2 separate regions of the Homo sapiens genome follow, and region 2 is linked to region 1. Evidence: read pairs that join two places in POLR2A ChIA-PET (ENCODE). Cell type or tissue: Panc1. All regions are shown on one strand. Links, peaks and the distances in the headings refer to the core of each region. The heading gives the core; the rest is flanking DNA. Region 1 overlaps NFILZ (NFIL3 like basic leucine zipper). Region 2 holds the start of OR7G1 (olfactory receptor family 7 subfamily G member 1).

Region 1 (9,267 bases), core at 133-2,632:
TTTGGTAGAGAAGGGGTTTCACCATGTTGGCCAGGCTGGTCTTGAACCCCTGGCTTCAAGTGATCCACCCCCTTGGTCTCCCAAAGTGTTGGGATTACAGGCGTGAGCCACCCTGCCTGGCCTCTTTTTTTTTTCTTTTTGAGACAGGGTTTCACTCTGTTGCCCAGGCTGGATTGCAGTGGTGCAATCCAGCCTTGAATGTCTGGGCTCAAATGATTCTCCCACATCAGCCTCCTGAGTAGCTGGAACTATCGGCGCATGCCGTGACACCCAGCTAATTTTTATTTTTTGTAGAGATGGGATCTCTCTCAAATTCCTGGCCTCAAGTAATCCTCTTGCCTCAGCCTACCAAAATGCTGGGCCTTATTATTGTAATGTTTTTTCCTTTCATTTAAGTAAAAATTAAAGTGTAATTTACTGGCCAGGTGTGGTGGCACAGGCCTATAGTCCCAGCACTTTGGGAGGCTGAGGCGGGCGGATCGCTTGAGCTCAGGCATTGGAGATCAGTCTGGGCAACACAGTGAGACCTTGTCTCTACAAAAAACAAAACAGAAAATTAGCTGGGCATAGTGGTGTGCATTCGTAGTTCCAGCTAATTGGGAGGCTAAGGTGGGAGGATCACTTGAATCCGGGAAGTCGAGGCTGCATCAAGCCAAGATGGCCCCACTGCACTTTAGCCAAGACCCTATCACAAACAAACAAACAAACAAACAAACAAACAAACAAACAAAAAAACAAAAAAACCAGTGTAATTTACTGACAGTGAAACCCATACATATTAGTATACGATTCTGTGATATTTGACAAACCACACAACCCTATAACCACAACCTCAATAGAAATACAGAATACCGGCCAGGCCTGGTGGCTCACACTTGTAATCCTAGCACTTTGGGAGGCTGAGGCGGGTGGATCACTTGAGGTCAGGAGTTCAAGACCAGCCTGGCCAACATAGTGACTCTCTGTCTCTACTAAAAATACAAAAATTAGCCGGGCATGGTGGTGGGCACCTGTAATCCCAGCTACTCAGGAGGCTGAGGCAGGAGAATCGCTTGAACCTGGGAGGCGGAGGTTGCAGTGAGCCGAGATCATACCACTGCACCTCAGCCTGGGCAACAGAGCAAGACTCCATCTCAAAAAAAAAAAAATTAAAAAAAAAAAAAAAGAAATACAGAATACCTTTTTCCCTCCCAATTCCTGCAATTCCTGCGTGCCCCTCTGGAGTCAATTTCTCTCCCTCAGTCCCAGCCCCTGGCCCCTGCTGACTTCCTCTCTGTTGCTATATTTCTGCCTTTTCCCAGGATATTATGTCAATGGAATCGTACCATAGGCAGCTTTTGGCGCATACTTCTTCCAGGCAGCAGAATGCATTTGAGGCTTATTCACGTTGTTGGGTGTAGCATTTTTTGTTTCTTTTACTGTTGAGGAGTCCCTGGTATGGATGTGTCACCATGCATCCATTCATTTGTTGACAGACACGTGAGTTGTTTCCAGTTTTGGTGACGAATGCCCAAATTCATAGGCGATGATAAATAATGTGCCAGACGTTGATGTGCAAGTTTTGGTGTGAGGGTAAGTTTCCATTTCTCTACGGTGAATACCTATGAGTCCTTATTCTCTCTCTCTGTCTCTGACTTTCTCTTTCTCTCTTTATTTATTTGTTTATTTATTTTTATTTATTAGACAGGGTCTTGCTCTGTCACCCAAACTGGAGTGCAATGGTGCAGTCTTGGCTCATTGCCACCTCTGCCTCCTGGGCTCAAGCTATTTTCCTGTCTCAGCCTCCAGAGTAGCTGGAATTACAGGTGCGCACCACCACACCCAGCTGATTTTTGTATTTTTAGTAGAGAGGGGGTTTCACCGTATTGCCCAGGCTGGTGTTGAACTCCTGGCCTCAAGTGTTCTACCCGGCTCATCCTCCCAAAGTACTGGTATTACAGGCATGAGCCACCACACCCAGCCAAAACCAGCCTTTTAAAAAAATTTTATTTTCGGCTGGGCGCGGTGGCTCATGCCTGTAATCTCAGCACTTTGGGAGGCCGAGGCGGGTGAATCACGGGGTCAGGAGTTCGAGACCAGCCTGACCAACATGGTGAAACCCCGTCTCTACTAAAAATACAAAAATTAACTGGGCATGGTGGCACACGCCTGTAGTCCCAGCTACTTGGGAGGCTGAGGCAGGAGAAATGCTTGAACCTGGGAGGCGGAGGTTGCAGTGAGCCGAGATTGCGCCATTGCACTCCAGCCTGGGCAACACAGCGAGACTCCATCTTTTTTTTTTTTTTTTTGAAACAGAGTCTTGCTCTGTCGCCCAGGCTGGAGTTCAATGGCGCCATCTCGGCTCACCGCAACCTCTGCCTCCTGGGTTCAAGCAATTCTCCTCCCTTAGCCTCCTGAGTAGCTAGGATTACAGGCATGCACCATCATGCCCAGCTATGTTTTTTTTTTTAATTTTTATTTTTAGTAGAGACGGGGTTTCACCATGTTGGTGAGGCTGGCCTTGAACTCCCGACCTCAGGTGATCAGCTTGCCTTGGCCTCCCAAAGTGCTGGGATTACAGGCGTGAGCCACCATGCTTGGCTAATTTTTGTATTTTTAATAGAGGTGAGGTTTCACCCTTTTGCCCAGGCTGGCCTCGAACTCCTGACCACAAGTGATCCGCCCACCTTGGCCTCCCAAAGTTTTGGGATTACAGGCATTAGCCATTGCGCCTGGCCTATATGGAGGCTTTTGTATGGAGAGACAGGACACTGGTCCCCTGGATACTGGAGGGGGACAGTCAGGGATAGAGCTGGGGCCAAGGGGAAGATATAGAAGTGCGAATCAGGTGAGGTATAGGACAGGGTGCCTGGAGGGGAGGCCAGAATCTTCATTCTAACCAAATCCTTGCCTAGTTTTTAAAAAAATGGGCAAGGCTGAATGTGGTGGCTCATACCTGTAGTCCCAGTACTTTAAGAGGCCAAGGCAGAAGGATCACTTGAGCCCAGGAGTTCGAGGCTGCAGTGAGCTAGGACTGTGCACTCCAGCCGGGTGTGATGACGCACACATATAATCTCAGCTCTCAGAAGGCTGAAGCAGGAGAGTCACTTGAATCCAGGAGGCAGAGATTGTAGTGAGCTGAGATCACACCACTGCACTCCAGCCTGGGCAATAGAAAAAAAACCAAAACCAAACCAAAACAAAACCTTAAACACAAAGTTACCATAGAACTCAGCAACTCCTGAGGTCAGGAGTTCGAGACCAGCCTGACCAACATGGTGAAGCCCCTTCTCTACTAAAAATACAAAAATTAGCAGGGAATGGCGGTGCATACTTGTAGTCCCAGCTACTTGGGAGGCTGAGGCAGGAGAATAGCTTGAACTGGGGAGGTGGAGGTTGCAGTGACCCGAGATTGCACCACTGCTCTCCAGCCTAGGCGACAGAGTGAGACTCCATCTCAAAAAAAAAAAAGGCCGAGTGCAGTGGCTCACGCCTGTAATTCCAGCACTTTGGGAGGCTGAGGCATGTGGATCACCTGAGGTCAGGAGTTTGAGACCAGCCTGACCAACATAGTGAAACTCCATCTCTACTAAAATACAAAAAATTAGCCAGGCATGGTGGCAGATGCCTGTAATCTCAGCTACTTGGGAGGCTGAGGCAGGAGAATCACCTGAACCAGGGAGGCGGAGATTGCAGTGAGCTGAGATTGCGCCACTGTACTACAGCCTGGGCGACAAGAGCAAGACTAAAGATGGTCTCAAAAAAAAAAAAAAAAAAAAAAGAAAAGAACAGAAAAAGAAAAACAAAAAGCCTCCACATAGTCCCCTTGCTCTTGTAGAACAGAGAAGGACTTCATAGACCTTTCCCCAACACAGGTTAGTGCCAGCATGACCTTGCCAGGCCACCTTAATAGAGCAAAGATCAGTAGATGCTATGGGAAGTCAAATTTTCTCAACATTAGAAACTCTTTCCAACACACAGAAAAATGGAAAGAATTGGGCACAGGCACACTCACCCCTAGATTCTACAACGAACTCATTGCCATTCCGCGGTAAACGCTAAGCCAGGCGTCACACGCTATGCTGTGTGATGCTAGAAGTGCGCACACTTATCCTGTTGGTGGTGGAATTTACACGTGCGTTCATGAGTGTGCACGTGCGTTAGCCGCTGTGTGCATTTGTGGGCGTGCAAAGGGATGTGCCTGGGGGAAAACCTCACACAGTGGTTAGGAAGCCTGTGCAGTTGAACTGTGGGGGCTCCCGTCTTGCTTCTGCCACTTAAGGACTGTGGGGCCTTGGGCGAATTGCCCAACTTCTCTCCTGCCCGTTTCCTCTTTCAGTGTGGATTCATTCATTCAACAAATATTTACGGAACGAACACCTCCTGCGTGCCAGGCTCCATTCCAAGCACTGGGGGTTGCAGCGGCGAACAAAACAGACCCAAATGCCTGCCCTGGTGGGCCAGGAAGGCAGAAATAAAGATGAAGAGTTGGTCAAGTCTGCAGTATGTCACAGGGTGGTAGGGCTGCGTTTGTGTACATGGGGAAGAGGCTGCAGCTTTAGAGGTGGGGGGACCTCCCGGGGAAGGTGAGGAGAGTGAGGTGCTTCTAGGGGGATGGAGGGGAGGGGAGAGTCTTTCTGGCAGAGGGCAAAGCAAGTGCAAAGGCCCTGAAGCAGGAATTTACTTTGCTGTTTTTTTTTTTTTTTTTGAGATGGAATCTCGCTCTGTTGCCCAGACTGGAGTGCAGTGGCACAATCTTGGATCACCGCAACCTCTGCCTCCCGGGTTCAAGGGATCCTCCTGCCTCAGCCTCCGAGTAGCTGGGATTACAGGCGCACACCACCATGCCCAGCTAATTTTTTGTATTTGTAATAGAGACAGGCTTTCACCACATTGGCCAGGCTGGTCTCAAACTCCTGGCCTCAAGTGATCTGCCCGACTCGGCCTCCCAAAGTGGTGGGATTGCAGGTGTCAGCCACTGAGCCCGGCCTACTTGGCTGTTTAAGGAACAGTGAGGAGGTCCATGTGGTTGGAGCAGAGTGATAGAAGGGGTGAGAGGAAGGAGGGCAAAGGCAGAGAGGTGACAGTGGGTGTTGTGGGGAAGGAGAGCTTGCAAGATCTCAAGAGTTACAGGCATGGCAGGCCAGGCATGGCGGCTCACACCTGTAACCCCAGCACTTTGGGAGGCTGAGGCAGGAGGATCATTTGAGCCTGGAAGTTTGCGACCAGCCTGGGCAACATAGCAAGACCCCTGCCTCTACAAAAACAAAACAAAACAAAACAAAACGCAACAATTAGCCAAGTATGGTGGCATGTGCCTGTAGTCCCAGCTACTCAGGAGGCAGGAAGATCGCTTGAGCCCAGGAGTTTGAGGCTGTAGTGAGCTATGATCGCACCACAGCAATACAGCCTGGGTCACAGAGCCAGACCATCTCTTAAGAAAATTAAAAAAAAAAAAAAAAGATTTGCAGAAAGTACTCAAGCTTTTACCCTGGGATGTGTTGAGGGTGTCCTCTCTGGCTGCTGGGTGGATGATAATAGCACCTACCTGAAGGAGTTGTTGGAAGGACGACATGAATTAATATGTGTAAAGTGATAGGCCAGTGTCTGGCATATACCACACATGGGGTAAGGATTAGTTTATTTTTATATGCGGTAGGCGTGTGTGTGTTGGGTGTCTCTGGGCGGCAGCTGAGCCAGGTGGCCATTAGTGAGTTTGTTGTTGTGAAAGAATCTCTCTAACACTATTTAAAAAACCCTGCTGGGTGTTTAAAAGCCCTACTGGGGTTGCCATGTTTTGGCTGGGTCCCGGCTCTTTTGTATAACAGATGTTACCCAGATGTCAGCTGGGGTCAATAGAGCCTCAGAGATTTGGCGTCTGCCTCTCTCCCACGACCTGTGGGAAGCCTGGTGCCCTCTGTGAGATGCTTGTGAATTCCCAGGGCCTCTGTTCTCATGGTTGCGTCTTGGCCTGAGTTCCTGCCCGCTGAACTCTTGCCCTCACCCACCTTCCTGGGGCCAGTGCTTTGCGGGTGAACCGGTCCTGTGTTCTTGATTTTCCCCCAGATCACTCTTGCACATGGACTGCCTGCAGGTTGCCTCTCAAGATACTGTGCTCTCCCAGTCTGGCCAATGTAGCAAGAACCTATTGTTCCTGCTGTAGTTTTTTTTTTTTTTTTTTTTACCATTGCTTGAGCTTCTGCATAAGATGTTGCTTGACAAAGCATTCCACCACCAACAGGAAAAGTTTACACACTTGTTGCATAACACAGCATAGAGCGTGATGACCGGCTTGGAGTTTACCAGGCTGTCCTGTGAAGGGGAAGTTCACTTAGGACACCCGGGGCCAATGGCTGTGAGCAGCAGAAGGTGCCTTTGATGTCAAGCTGTCTTGAACGCTGCTGCTCCCGGGTGGGTAAGAGCTGGCACAGTCCAGAAAAATTGAGGCGGCGACACGATGAGAGACAGCAACCCATCCCCAGACAAACCTCAAGAGACCAGAAGCAGCCACATTGCACCAGACTTCTGGAAAATTAGGCAAGCGTTGGCAACAGAATATGTTGTGGACTCTTCTCACAGTTTCTGTAATCATTAACTGCTTTCTCAGGGTGTGGATATTCAAGGACCAGAGGTCAAAGTTACAGCAACAGCACCTTGCAAGGGGCAGGGGTGAGGAGAACCTCCTTGGGCAGGTCGTGCTGTATGGGATAAGCCCAGAACTGGTTTAGTTCTGAGACGAGGGTGCAGATAGTATTGGAAAGATGCATATCACTCAAGCCTGGAAGAAGACCAGGGTTACACTTAACCTTGACTGCAGTTCAATGCCTCGGTAATATGGACTGAATTGTAACTAAGACTGTTCTCTGCAAGGTTTGCTTGGTTTCTGCATCTTTGTAATTGTAGCATTTGGTGTTCACTTGAAGGATGGGTCTTCAAGAGCATATTCTCCAATGTTTCTTTCTCACGGCTCACCACAACCTCGACCTCCCAGGCTCAAGTGATCCTCACACCTCAGCCTCCCGCGTAGCTGGGACTACTGGCATGCACCACCACACCTGACTAATGTTTGTTTTTTTTTTGTAGAGATGGGGTCTCCTTATGTTGCTCAGGCTGGTCTTGAACTCCCAGGCTCAAGCAATCCGCTCACCTCAGCCTCCAAAAGTGCTGAGATCACAGGCGTGAGCCATCATGCCTGGCCTCTCCAGTGTTTCTTAAATGTTTCTGGACCACATACTTGTTTAGGAATTCACCCAAATCTAAAGACCACTGCTGGCCCATTGCCAAAATTCCTCCCACCCCAAATATATTTACCCAAAAGATTTTGCAGATAGTTGTATGGTATTGTGGTGCTGCAAAATTTTATCCACAGAGCCCATTCCAATTCTGGGTTCATAACCTCTGATCTAGCTTGGTTCTCTTATTTTACACATGGGGAAACTGAGTCAAAAGAGCACAAAGACTTGCTCAGGGTTATGAAGACACTTCATGACAGCCCTTGGTGTCAGAGTAAGAACTGGATGTGAGTTCCCTTACCAGCTGAGATGTCTTCTCTCTGTGCCTCAGTTTCCCTATCTGCAAAGCCAGGATAATAATAGCACTTACTTGGTAGGGATGCTATGAGGATCACATGACACATATGTGAAGCATTTAGAACCAATGCCTTAATAAATGATAGCTTTTTTTTTTTTTAGAGAGAGCTTCTCACTCTGTTGCCCAGGCTGCTGGAGTGCAGTGGCACAATCACACCTCATTGCAGCCTCAAACTCCCAGGCTCAAGGGATCCTTCCATCTCAGTTTCCTAAGTAGCTGGGACCACAGATGTGCACCATCATGCCCAGCTAGTACTTTTTTTTACATTTTATGTTTTTTGTAGAGACAGGGTCTTGCTATGTTGGCCAGGCTGATCTTGAACTCTTGGGCTCAAGTGATCTTCCTGCCTTAGCCTCCCAAAGTGCTGGGATTACAAGTGTGAAGCCACCATGCCTGGCCTATGGCTCTAATTTTTATCACCGTTCTCTTTTTTTTTTTTTTTAAGTGTAGACCCGAGTTGATTCTTTAGCCTGTAGCTAAGTCAAAGTTTGAACCAAAGAACTCCTGCCACCTAGTGGTTCTGTGATGAATAAAGTAGGGTTTGCAGCACTGAAACATGGTGATCACATGCATGTCTTTGCCTGTGTGGTTATTGTTGGGGAATTAGTGGCTATGTCTCTTTCCAAAGAGAGTGTGTTTACACATTGTATCTGTTAGCCTTTGCTGTGTAACAAACTACCCTATGGATTGCAACCATAGCCACTTATTAACCCTTGATTCTGTGGGTTGGCAACTTGGTTGAGTTTAGCCAGGCGGTTCTTCTGTCGGTCTTGCTTGGGCCCATGCATGTGGCTACAGTTAGCTGGTGGGTTGGCTGGGGCTGACTACCTTGGATTGCTTCACTCATGAGTCCATTAGCAGGCTGTTTGCTGGGGTGCCTTGGTTCTCCTCCACGTGGCCTCTCCGGTGGGCTTGCTCAAGCTCATTCCCATGGTGGTTGCAGAGTTGCTAGGAAAAGCAGAGAATATAGCCCTAATGCGCAAGAACTTCCCCTTGTGTCATGTTTGGTAATGTCTGATTGGCTAAAACAAGCCATATGGTCAAACCCAGACTCAGGAAGTAAGGAAACAGAATCTATCTCTTGACTGGAGGAAATGACAAATATTGTAAATATTGGGGCTGTTCTTCCCACTCCCCAATCTGTCACACATGTTTGCTGGCGAGTGGTTGGGTGTTGAATCGTCAGTTTCAACTTAAAGGATTTTGACTCTTTTTTTTTTTTTTGAGACAGGGTATCTCCCTGTCACCCAGGCTGGAGTGCAGTGGTGTGATCATAGTTTACTGCATCCTCAACCTCCTAGGCTCAAGCTCTCCCCCCACCTCAGCCTCTTGAGTAGTTGGACCCATAGGCATGCACCACCACACCTGGCTAATTTGAAAATTTTTTGAAGAAATGGGGTCTCCCTCTGTTGCTCAGGCTGGTCTCAAACTCCTGGGCTCAAGTGAAGTTCCTGCATCAGCCTCCCAAAGTGCTGGGATCACAGGCGTGAGCCATCACACCCAGCTAAGGATTTTGACTCTAAAGATATGTTTTCACATGTTTTCACTTCTCAAAAGAAGAGAGTTTATAAGTAGAGACCATAACTTCCAGGCTAGCCCACCAGTCTTATGATGGAAAATAACTTCCTCTCTATGGGATGTGATGGTTAATTTTATGTGTCAACTTGACTGGGCCATAAGACACCCAGATATCTGGGT
Region 2 (9,267 bases), core at 2,925-5,424, 480 kb after region 1:
AAGGCAGTATTTGTCAGCATAAATACTAAAAATTGATTCAACTATATTTAGAAGAGACTTGTTTTAGACTCGAGACAAAACAGGGTAACAGTAAGAGTATGGATAGACAGATGTATTTCATGCAAATAGTATGCAGATGACAGCTGCGGAGGCTGCACTAATATCAGAAGACAGAATAAAGTCAAAACCATTAAATCAGTCAAAGGAGGACATATATATACATATACTCTTCCTGCTTTTTTGTGGTTATGAAATAAGCGATGTCACTACCTTGCTAACTTTTCTTTTCTCCTGTCTTATTTCACACTCAATATCTTCTTCTCTAACTAAAGTACTTCTCCATGGTAGAACTGTCCTTGTAAAGAAACATTCGAAAGGTTTTCATGACAGCCCCAAGGCAGCAGTGAGTCCTCTAACACGGCAATGATAGAATTACTTTTATTCAATGATGATTCTTTTTCTTTCTTTCTTTCTTTCTTTCTTTCTTTCTTTCTTTCTTTCTTCCTTTCTTTCCTTCTTTCTTTCCTTCTTTCTTTCTTCCTTTCTTTCTTTCCTTTTCTTTCTTTCTCTCTCTCTTTCTTTCTTTCTTGTCTTTTTTTTTTTTTAATTTATTTTTTGAGACGGAGTCTCGCTCTGTTGCCAGGTTGGAGTGCAGTGGCACTATCTTGGCTCACCACAACCTCAGCTTCCCGAGCAGCTGGGACCACAAGGTGCCCGCTACCATGCCCAGCTAATTTTTAAATTTTTAGTAGAGATGGGGTTTCACCATGTTGGCCAGGCTGATCTCGATCTCCTGACCTCAGGTGATCCCCCTGCCTTGGCCTCTCAAAGTGCTGGGATTACAGGCGTGAGTCACCGTGCCCAGCCAAGTAAGATTTTTCTTTTGGTCTCCAAAGGAGATGGGTTAGAATCATAGCAAGGGAAGATGACTGAGGGGGAAAGCGAGAACTTAGATAACATTCTTACAAATAAATCAATGGGACTGTTCTAAACCAAGTAAGATGTCAAAAAAAGATGATCAACCTTTGTCCTTCCTACCTAATAATTATTTATTTTATTCTACAATTCAGGTTTAATAAGTGGATGATAAATGCAACAAGGGGAACAATTCTAATTTCTAAAACAAGAGGGAAAAATATGTGAGAACAATAGCATTATAGGATTTATGATTATAGACTGGTTATGGAACACAATGATTCCACATTATTATACTGAATACTTAGGAGGTGCTGGGCATTGAATTAAGTGTTTGTAGTGCTTATCAGAGTGGAGTTCCCAGCCGGGTGTGGTGGCTCACGCCTGTAATCCCAGCACTTTGGGAAGCAGAGGTGGGCAGATCACCTGTGGCCAGGAGTTCGAGACCAGCTTGGCCAACTTGGGGAAACCCCATCTCTACTAAAAAAAAAAAAAAGAACAAAAATTAGCTGGGCATGGTGGCGCATGCCTGTAATCCCAGCTACTCAGGAGGCTGAAGCAGGAGAATCTCTTGAACCAGGGAGGCGGAAGTTGCAGTGAGCCTAGATTGCACCTTTGCACTCCTGCCCAGGTGACAGGCTCCATCTCAAAAACAAACAAAAAAACAAACAACCAAAAAAACCACCAAAAAACACCAGAGTGGACTTCCCAATAGGAATTATACTTTATATGGTCAGTCTAAGGCTCTCATACTAATCATTTCCCCCTCACCAGGAATTAGATTAAGAAAAAATATATGATCTATCTCTCTGTGGTGAGATTAAAGGTGATATCTTTTGGATTACTCTATGCAATCCCATTTATCAATAGATCTGGGAAGAAGAGTCAGATTTCTGTCTCTGGGCATCATGTCTGGGTATTACGTCTGTATTTGCTACAGCCATCTGGGTCCATGAGGGGAACCAGCCCTAAAAGAAAGCCACAGCCGGGCACGGTGGCTCACGCCTGTAATCCCAGCACTTTAGGAGGCTGAGGTGGGCAAATCACTTGAGGTCCGGAGTTCAAGAGCACCCTGGCCAACACGGTGAAACCCCATCTCTACTGAAAATGCAAAACTTAGCCAGGTGTGGTGGTGTGCACCTGTAATCCCAGCTACTTGGGAGGCTGAGGCAGGAGAATCACTTGAACCCAGGAGGCAGAGGTTGCAGTGAGCTGAGATTGTGCCACTGCACTTCAGCCTGGGTGACAGAGCCAGGCTGTCTAAAAAAAAAAGAAAGCCAAAAGAAGAAGGAGTAAGTGAATTATTCTCTACATTCCCTACCTCTGATATATTTGCAAAGAAATGTAGCTCTCTTTATTATTTGAGTATATTATAATCAACATTTCTTTCACTAAAGCCGACTTCTTCACTGATCAAGATAGAATATCTCACCACTAGGCCGGGCACAGTGGCTCACACCTGTAATCCTAGCACTTTTGGGAGGCTGAGGTGGGCGGATCCAAAGGTCAGGAGTTTGAGACTAGCCTCGCTAATACGGCAAAACCCCATCTCTACTAAAAATACAAAGATTAGCCAGGTGTGGTGGCAGCTGTCTGTAGTCCCAGCTACTGAGGAGGCTGAGGCAGGAGAATAGCTTGAATCTGGGAGGTGGAGTTTGCAGTGAGCTAAGATTGCACCGCTGCACTCCAGCCTGGGTGACAAGAGCGAGACTCTGTCTCTCAAAAAAAAAAAAAAAAAAAGAAAGAAAGAAAGAAAGAAAATCTCACCACTGAAATAATCTAATGATAGCAATTTTATTGATGATAAAACTGAGGGTAGTAAGTAGACGTTGATGTTGACCTGCACAGACAGTTTAGCAGTGACCGGGCTCTAAAATTACAGAATTCTGGTATCAACAATCAGCTCCCATTTTGCACAATAGGTTTCACTCTGGCATGCATTTCATATGGCCCTAAATATTCAATCAGGCAGTATCAATTCTGTGTTGCGAACACAGCCTTCTTTGGATTCTTGCCCTGACCTGTGAGACGCCTCCTGCTTTTCTTCCTCTGAGAATATTTACCAACCAAATCACTGTAACACTTGCCACAGGTTAACTTTTTAAACACCGCATGCAAAGAAACTGAGCTTTGAGAATAGAATTCATTTTTGACACATGACAGAGCTCCAAAAGAGGCAAGATTTCAACAACAACAACAAAAAACACACACACACATCCATGATGCAGACTAGTCACTTTAAGAAAATCTTGAAAGGTCGGGCGCGGTGACTCACGCCTGTAATCCCAGCACTTTGGGAGGCCAAGGTGGGCAGATCACTAGGTCAGGAGATTGAGACCATCCTGGCCAACACGGTGAAACCCCATCTCTACTAAAAAAATACAAAAAATTAGCCTGGCATGGTGGCGGGCGCCTGTAGTCCCAGCTACTCAGGAGGCTGAGGCAGGGGAATGGCGTGAACCCAGGAGGCGGAGGTTGCAGTGAGCGGAGATCGTGCCACTGCACTCCAGCCTGGGTGACAGAGCGAGACTCTGTCACAAAAAAAAAAAAAAAGAAAGAAAGAAAAAGAAAATCTTCATGATGCAAGAGTCAGGCACTCTGGCTTACCAAGGAATCCTGTCATGTTGATTCCTTTTAGAAGCTTCAGTTCAAAGCAGAGCACAAAGATCACAAAAAAGAAAGTAGGTCAGGCATAGTGGCTCATGCCTGTAATCCCAGCACTTTGGGAGGCCGAGGTGGGTGGATTACCTGAAGTCAGGAGTTCGAGACCACCCTGGCCAACCTGGTGAAACCCCATCTCTACTAAAAATACAAAAAAAATCCAGGTGTGGTGGTGTGTGCCTGTAATCCCAGCTACTCGGGAGGCCGAGGCAGGAGAATTGCATGAACCCGGGAGGCGGAGTTTGCAGTGAGCCGAGATCGTGCCACTGTACTCCAGCCTGGGCGACAGAGCGAGATTCTGCCTCGAAAAAAAAAAAAAAAAGTAAATCTCGATGCAAGAGTCAGGCACTCTGGCTTACCAAGGAATCCTGTTATGATGATTTATTTTAGAAGCTCCAATTCAAAGCAGAGGACAAAGATCGCTAAAAAGGAAACAGCCTACCAATAAGTTTCCTCAAAGCTTTCTTCATCTCCTTATTTCTCAGGCTGTAGATGAAGGGGTTCATCATTTGAGGGACCACAGTGTACATCACTGAAGCCACAGCAGTAATTCGGGAAGACTCAGCAACAGCAGAACTAATGTACACCCCAAAAGCTGTCCCATAGAACAAGGAAAAAACAGAGAGGTGACAGCCACAGGTGGAAAACGCTTTATACTTTCCTCTTGCTGATGGCATTCTCAGAACAGAGGTGACTATTTGAGAATAAGAGAAAATTATTCCAGAGAGAGGAATTGCACCAAATACACTACTTGCAAAATATATGAGGATGTTGTTGATGAGGGTGTCAGAACAGGCGAGCTTGATGACCTGAACGACTTCACAGAAGAACAAAGGGATTTCAACGTTTTTGCAGAAGGACAGCTGCAATACCATCAGACTCTGAACCAGGGCATCCATAGTGCTCATGAACATGGAGAGAAGAATCAGCAAGCCCCAGAAATGGACATTCATGAGGACTGTGTACCTCAGTGGGTGGCAAATGGCCACATAGCGGTCGTAGGCCATGACTGCAAGAAAGCAACTTTCCAAGCCAGCAAAAACCAAGACAAGACAGATCTGGGTGAGGCAGCCTGTGTAAGTGATACTCTGATTCTGAGCTTGGATGTTCACTAGGATCTTTGGGACTGTGGTTGTGGTTAAACAGATGTCAGTAAAGGAGAGATTAAAGAGAAGGAAGTACATGGGGGTGTGGAGGTGGGAGTCAGAGATGACAGCCAGGAGAATGAGCAGGTTCCCCAGGATGGTGACCAGGTACATGGACAGGAACAGGCTGAAAGGGATTAACTTCAGTTCTGGGTCCTCTGTCACTTTCATGAGAAGAAATTCTGAAACAGCTGTTTGGTTTCTGGGTCCCATGTTTTTGATGATCAAAAAATGGGATAATTAGACAATCAAATGTGTTTTCTAGACTGCGGGAGCAACGTCAACAGAGGCAAACACCATCTTGAAAAGGGGTAGATTCTAAGGGAAGAAAATAAATAAGTGTTGCCTTTTGTATTGATATTACTTTACTGCTTTTACAAAACTTGAAGCTAATACAGCACAGCATCAATAATTGTTAATTCTGGAAATGGTTAAGGGGTCATCATTTTTTATTTTTATTTATTTATTTTTTAAATTTATTTATTTATTTTTGAGACAGAGTCTTGCTCTGTGGCCAGGCTGGAGTGCAGTGGCTTGATCCTGGCTCACTGCAACCTCTGCCTCCTGGTTTCAAGCAATTCTCCTGCCTGAGCCTCCCAAGTAGCTGGGATTAAAGATGCTTGCCACAACACCTGGCTAATTTTTGTATTTTTAGTAGAGACGGGGTTTTGCCATGTTGGCCAGGCTGCTCTCAAATGCCTGGCCTCAAGTGATCTGCCCAACTTGGCTTCCCAAAATGCTGGGTTTACAGGCGTGAGCCACCACGCCCAGCCTCATCTTTTTTTTTTTGAGATGGAGTTTCGCTCTTGTTGCCCAGGCTGGAGTGCAGTGGCACAAACTTGGTTCACTGCAACCTCCGCCTCCCAGGTTCAAGCGATTCTCCTTCCTCAGCCTCCTGAGTAGCTGGGATTACAGGCATGTGCCACCACTCTGCTGTTCTGATTATTAAAAATATTTGGTAATGAAAAAACAAAAAATAAATAAAATAAAACAAAGTACATACCAGGAAAACGGCTGGAAGACTCTGTCTGGACCCCCAGAGACTTCACGCCAGCCAACAGAAATAATACAAAGCTGTGTCAAGAACCAGGAAAGGAGAATCGCTTGAACCCAGGGGGCGGAGGTTGCAGTGAGCTGAGATCATGCCATTATACTCCAGCCTGGGCAACGGAGCAAAACTCCATTAAAAAAAAAAAAAACACCACAGGAAAGTGAAGATAAGGTGAAGTTTAGCAAGCTGCTCACCTCCTCTCCCCCACAAGACTGCAAGTAAATTACAGAGAATTTTATAACAGTCATCCTGTTTTCAAAGAAAATGGTAACTACAGAATTCAGGATAGTGTATTTGTTGCTGGAAGAAAACAAGGTGATTTGAGTAGAAAATCCTACAGGTAGGTTCTATGGTGATGACATTAACTTATTTTTAATGCCAGATAGGTATATGCGGTTTTATCATGTTACTATTCTCTCAGAATTACAGATAGATTTTTTTTTTTTTCCTGAGACAGTGTCTCGTTCTGTCGCCCAGGTTGGAGTGCAGTGGCACGATCTCGGCTCACAGCAAGCTCCGCCTCCCAGGTTCACGCCATTCTCCTGCCTCAGCCTCCTGAGTAGCTGGGACTACAGACGCCCGCCACCACGGCCGGCTAATTTTTTGTATTTTTAGTAGAGACGGGTATCACTGCGTTAGCCAGGATGGTCTCCATATCCTGACCTTGTGATCTGCCCACCTCCGCCTCCCAAAGTGCTGGGATTACAGGCGTGAGCCACTGTGCTCTACACTACCTACAGATAGATAGATTTTATGCATTACTTTGTATATGATAATGTAACAAGTATGATTAAAGAAAGACCCTTCATATTCTAACCCTAAATATGTTTTCTCATGTTCTCCTAATATTAAAGTTAGGAGTGTCAGGCTTCAGAGGTTATCAGCATCTCTCCAAGTGCTTATTAAAAATTCTCATACCTCACACATTTCTCAGAGATTTAACACCAGTAGTTCTCGGGCAAGGCCAAGAACCTTCTCTATGAGGAAAGGTCTCGGGTGGTTCCTCTCTGTGTCTGTTCTGTGGACACCAACAGAGGAATCTCAGTCCTAGGAGACTCTATGAGTGCTAGAATAGGAGCTGCGTTCCAGATATGTAAGAGCTTTTTGTTTTGTTTTGGGGGTTTTTTAGAGACAGGATCTTGCCATGTTGCCCAGGCTGGTCTCAAACTCCTGGCCTCAAGCAATCCTCACGCTTCAGCCTCCCAAGTAGCTGGGACTACAGCCACGAGCCACCATGCCTGGCTTCCCAGATATTTTGGTGAAAATAAAGCCAGCTCCTCAAGCTCCAAAGACAGCTGCAACAGAAGACTCTCCACCCACTCCTTTGATTCTCTTTTGACACCTCCATTGTTTGCTCCTCACACTTAGAGAGATAATTCTGACTGATGATCCTGCGTGTGTGTGTGTGTGTGTGTGTGTGTGTGCTTATAGAAAAAAATTATGCCCCAAAATCTTGCCAACTTCCATTTTCTCCTGTCTTGTCTTACACTCGACATCTCCTTCTCAAATGAAAGTATTTCTCTACAGAGTAATCTTCCTAGTGAAGACACAGTAAACAGTTTTGCACGGGAGCACTGAGACTACAGCTAATCCTAAAATTATACAATTAGAATATATTTGTGTAATATACATATAATTATACATATAGAGGATTATATATATATGTATATCTCCAGGTGTGGTGGCACTCACTCATTTGTAGTTCCAGCTACTCAGGGTCGCTGAGGCCCAGGAGTTCAAGGCTGCAGTGAGCCATGATCGTGGCACTGCACTCCAGCCTGAGTGACAGAGTGAGACCCTGTCTCTAATAAACAAGTAAATAAAAATAAAATTTAAAAAGAAAATTTCTATTACAAATAGACTCTCTTCACAGCAGACCTACAGAAAGACCGTCGGTTTTCTCTGAGCACCATGTCTGAATATGATGCCTACATTTCTGCAGACATCTGTTTGCAAGAGGAAAATCAGCACAGACATGGAGCCATCTTCCCGAGGCTTGCATGAATCCCCACACTACTGCTCCCATGCATTTCTTACCCCTGAAGTTCTTGTCATAAAAAATAACTCTGTTTCTTATTCATGTAAATTATAGTCAGAGTTTCTTTCTCTTATAAGAAATAAAAGCTTCTGGCTGGGCACAGTGGCTCATGAATGCGGTGGTCACTGGTACATTGTAGTCTCTGCCTCCCTAGCGGCTCAATTGCCAAAGCTCCTCATTAGCCAAGGAATTTGTGTTGGCACTGTAATCCCAGGGTGCTTAAATCCTTGCAGAACAAGGGAGAAATTCAGGATGGCTGCTGTCCTGACCCTAGAGGCCAAGTGTACATCATCCACTTTTCTTTTTTTCTTTCTTTTTTTTTTTTTTTGAGATGGAGTCTTGCTCTTTCACCCAGCCTGGAGTGCAGTGGCGCAATCTCGGCTCACTGCAACCTCTGCCTCCTGGGTTCAAGCGATTCTCCTGCCTCAGCCTCCCAAGTAGCTGGGATTACAGGCGCCTGCCACCACTCCCAGCTAATTTTTGTATTTTTAGTAGAGATGGGATTTCACCATGTTTGTTAGGCTGGTCTGGAACTCCTGACCTCAGGGGATCCACCCACCTCTGCCTCCCAAAGTGTTGGGATTATAGGCATGAGCCACCATGCCCAGTCTATTTTATTTTTTTAATTTTTATTTTAATTCAGGGGCACATATGCAAGTTTGTACATAGGCAAACTTGTGTCATGGGAGTTTGTTGTACCAATTATTTCATTACCCAGGTATTGAGCCTGGTACCCATTAGTTATTTTTCCTGATCCCTGCCTCCTCCAGCCCTTCACCCTTCAATAGGCCACAGTGTATGTTTTTCCCCTCTATGTGTCCATATGTTCTCATCATTTAGCTCCCACTTATAAGTGAGAACACGTGGTCTTTGGTTTTCTGTTCCTACACTAGTTTGCTAAGGATAATGGCATCCAGCTCCATCCATTTTCCTGCAAAGAACATGATCTCATTCTTTTTTATGGCTGCATAGTATTCTATGGTGTGTATGTACCACATTTTCTTTATCCATTCTATCAGTGATGGGCATTTAGATTGATTCCATGTCTTTGCTATTGTGAATAGTGCTGCAATGAACATAATGTGTGCTTGTGTCTTTATAGTACAATGATTCATATTCCTTTGGGTACATACCCAGTAATGGGATTGCTGGGTCTAATGGTATTCTGTCTTTAGGTCTCTGAGGAATTCCCACACTGCCTTCCACAATGGTTGAACTAATTTACACTCCCACTGACAGTGTATAAGTGTTCCTTTTTCTCCACAGCCTTGCCAGCATCTGTTATTTTTTGGCTTTTTAGTAATAGCCATTCTGATTGATGTGAGATGATATCTCACTGTGGTTTTGATTTGCATTTCCCTAATGATCAGTGATATTGAGCTTTTTTTTATATGATTGTTGGCCGCCTATATGTCTTCTTTTGAAAAATGTCTGTTCATGTTCTTTGCTCACTTTTT

The links. Peaks named below come from ENCODE experiments on the same cell type or tissue, not always from the same donor. Only the 100,000 strongest peaks of a DNase experiment are listed, where the experiment ranks them.
Region 2: POLR2A ChIA-PET joins it to region 1 with 6 read pairs; 2 of 35 experiments call an interaction of 5 or more read pairs at or near these places.

Annotation. Positions count from the first base shown.
Region 1 is chr19:8,634,175-8,643,441 of GRCh38, forward strand. NFILZ (NFIL3 like basic leucine zipper) reads left to right here. Exons shown (of 6, transcript NM_001378600.1): 3 at 1,476-1,572. Among named protein-coding and RNA genes, the nearest start is that of NFILZ, 8.2 kb to the left of the region's middle. In Panc1, for the core only: no CTCF peak of the experiment used is centred there; a DNase peak (open chromatin) is centred at 1,507.
Region 2 is chr19:9,110,830-9,120,096 of GRCh38, forward strand. It overlaps OR7G1 (olfactory receptor family 7 subfamily G member 1), which reads right to left and starts at 4,934. Exons shown (of 1, transcript NM_001005192.2): 1 at 3,999-4,934. The coding sequence starts at 4,934. The coding sequence ends at 3,999. In Panc1, for the core only: no CTCF peak of the experiment used is centred there; no DNase peak of the experiment used is centred there.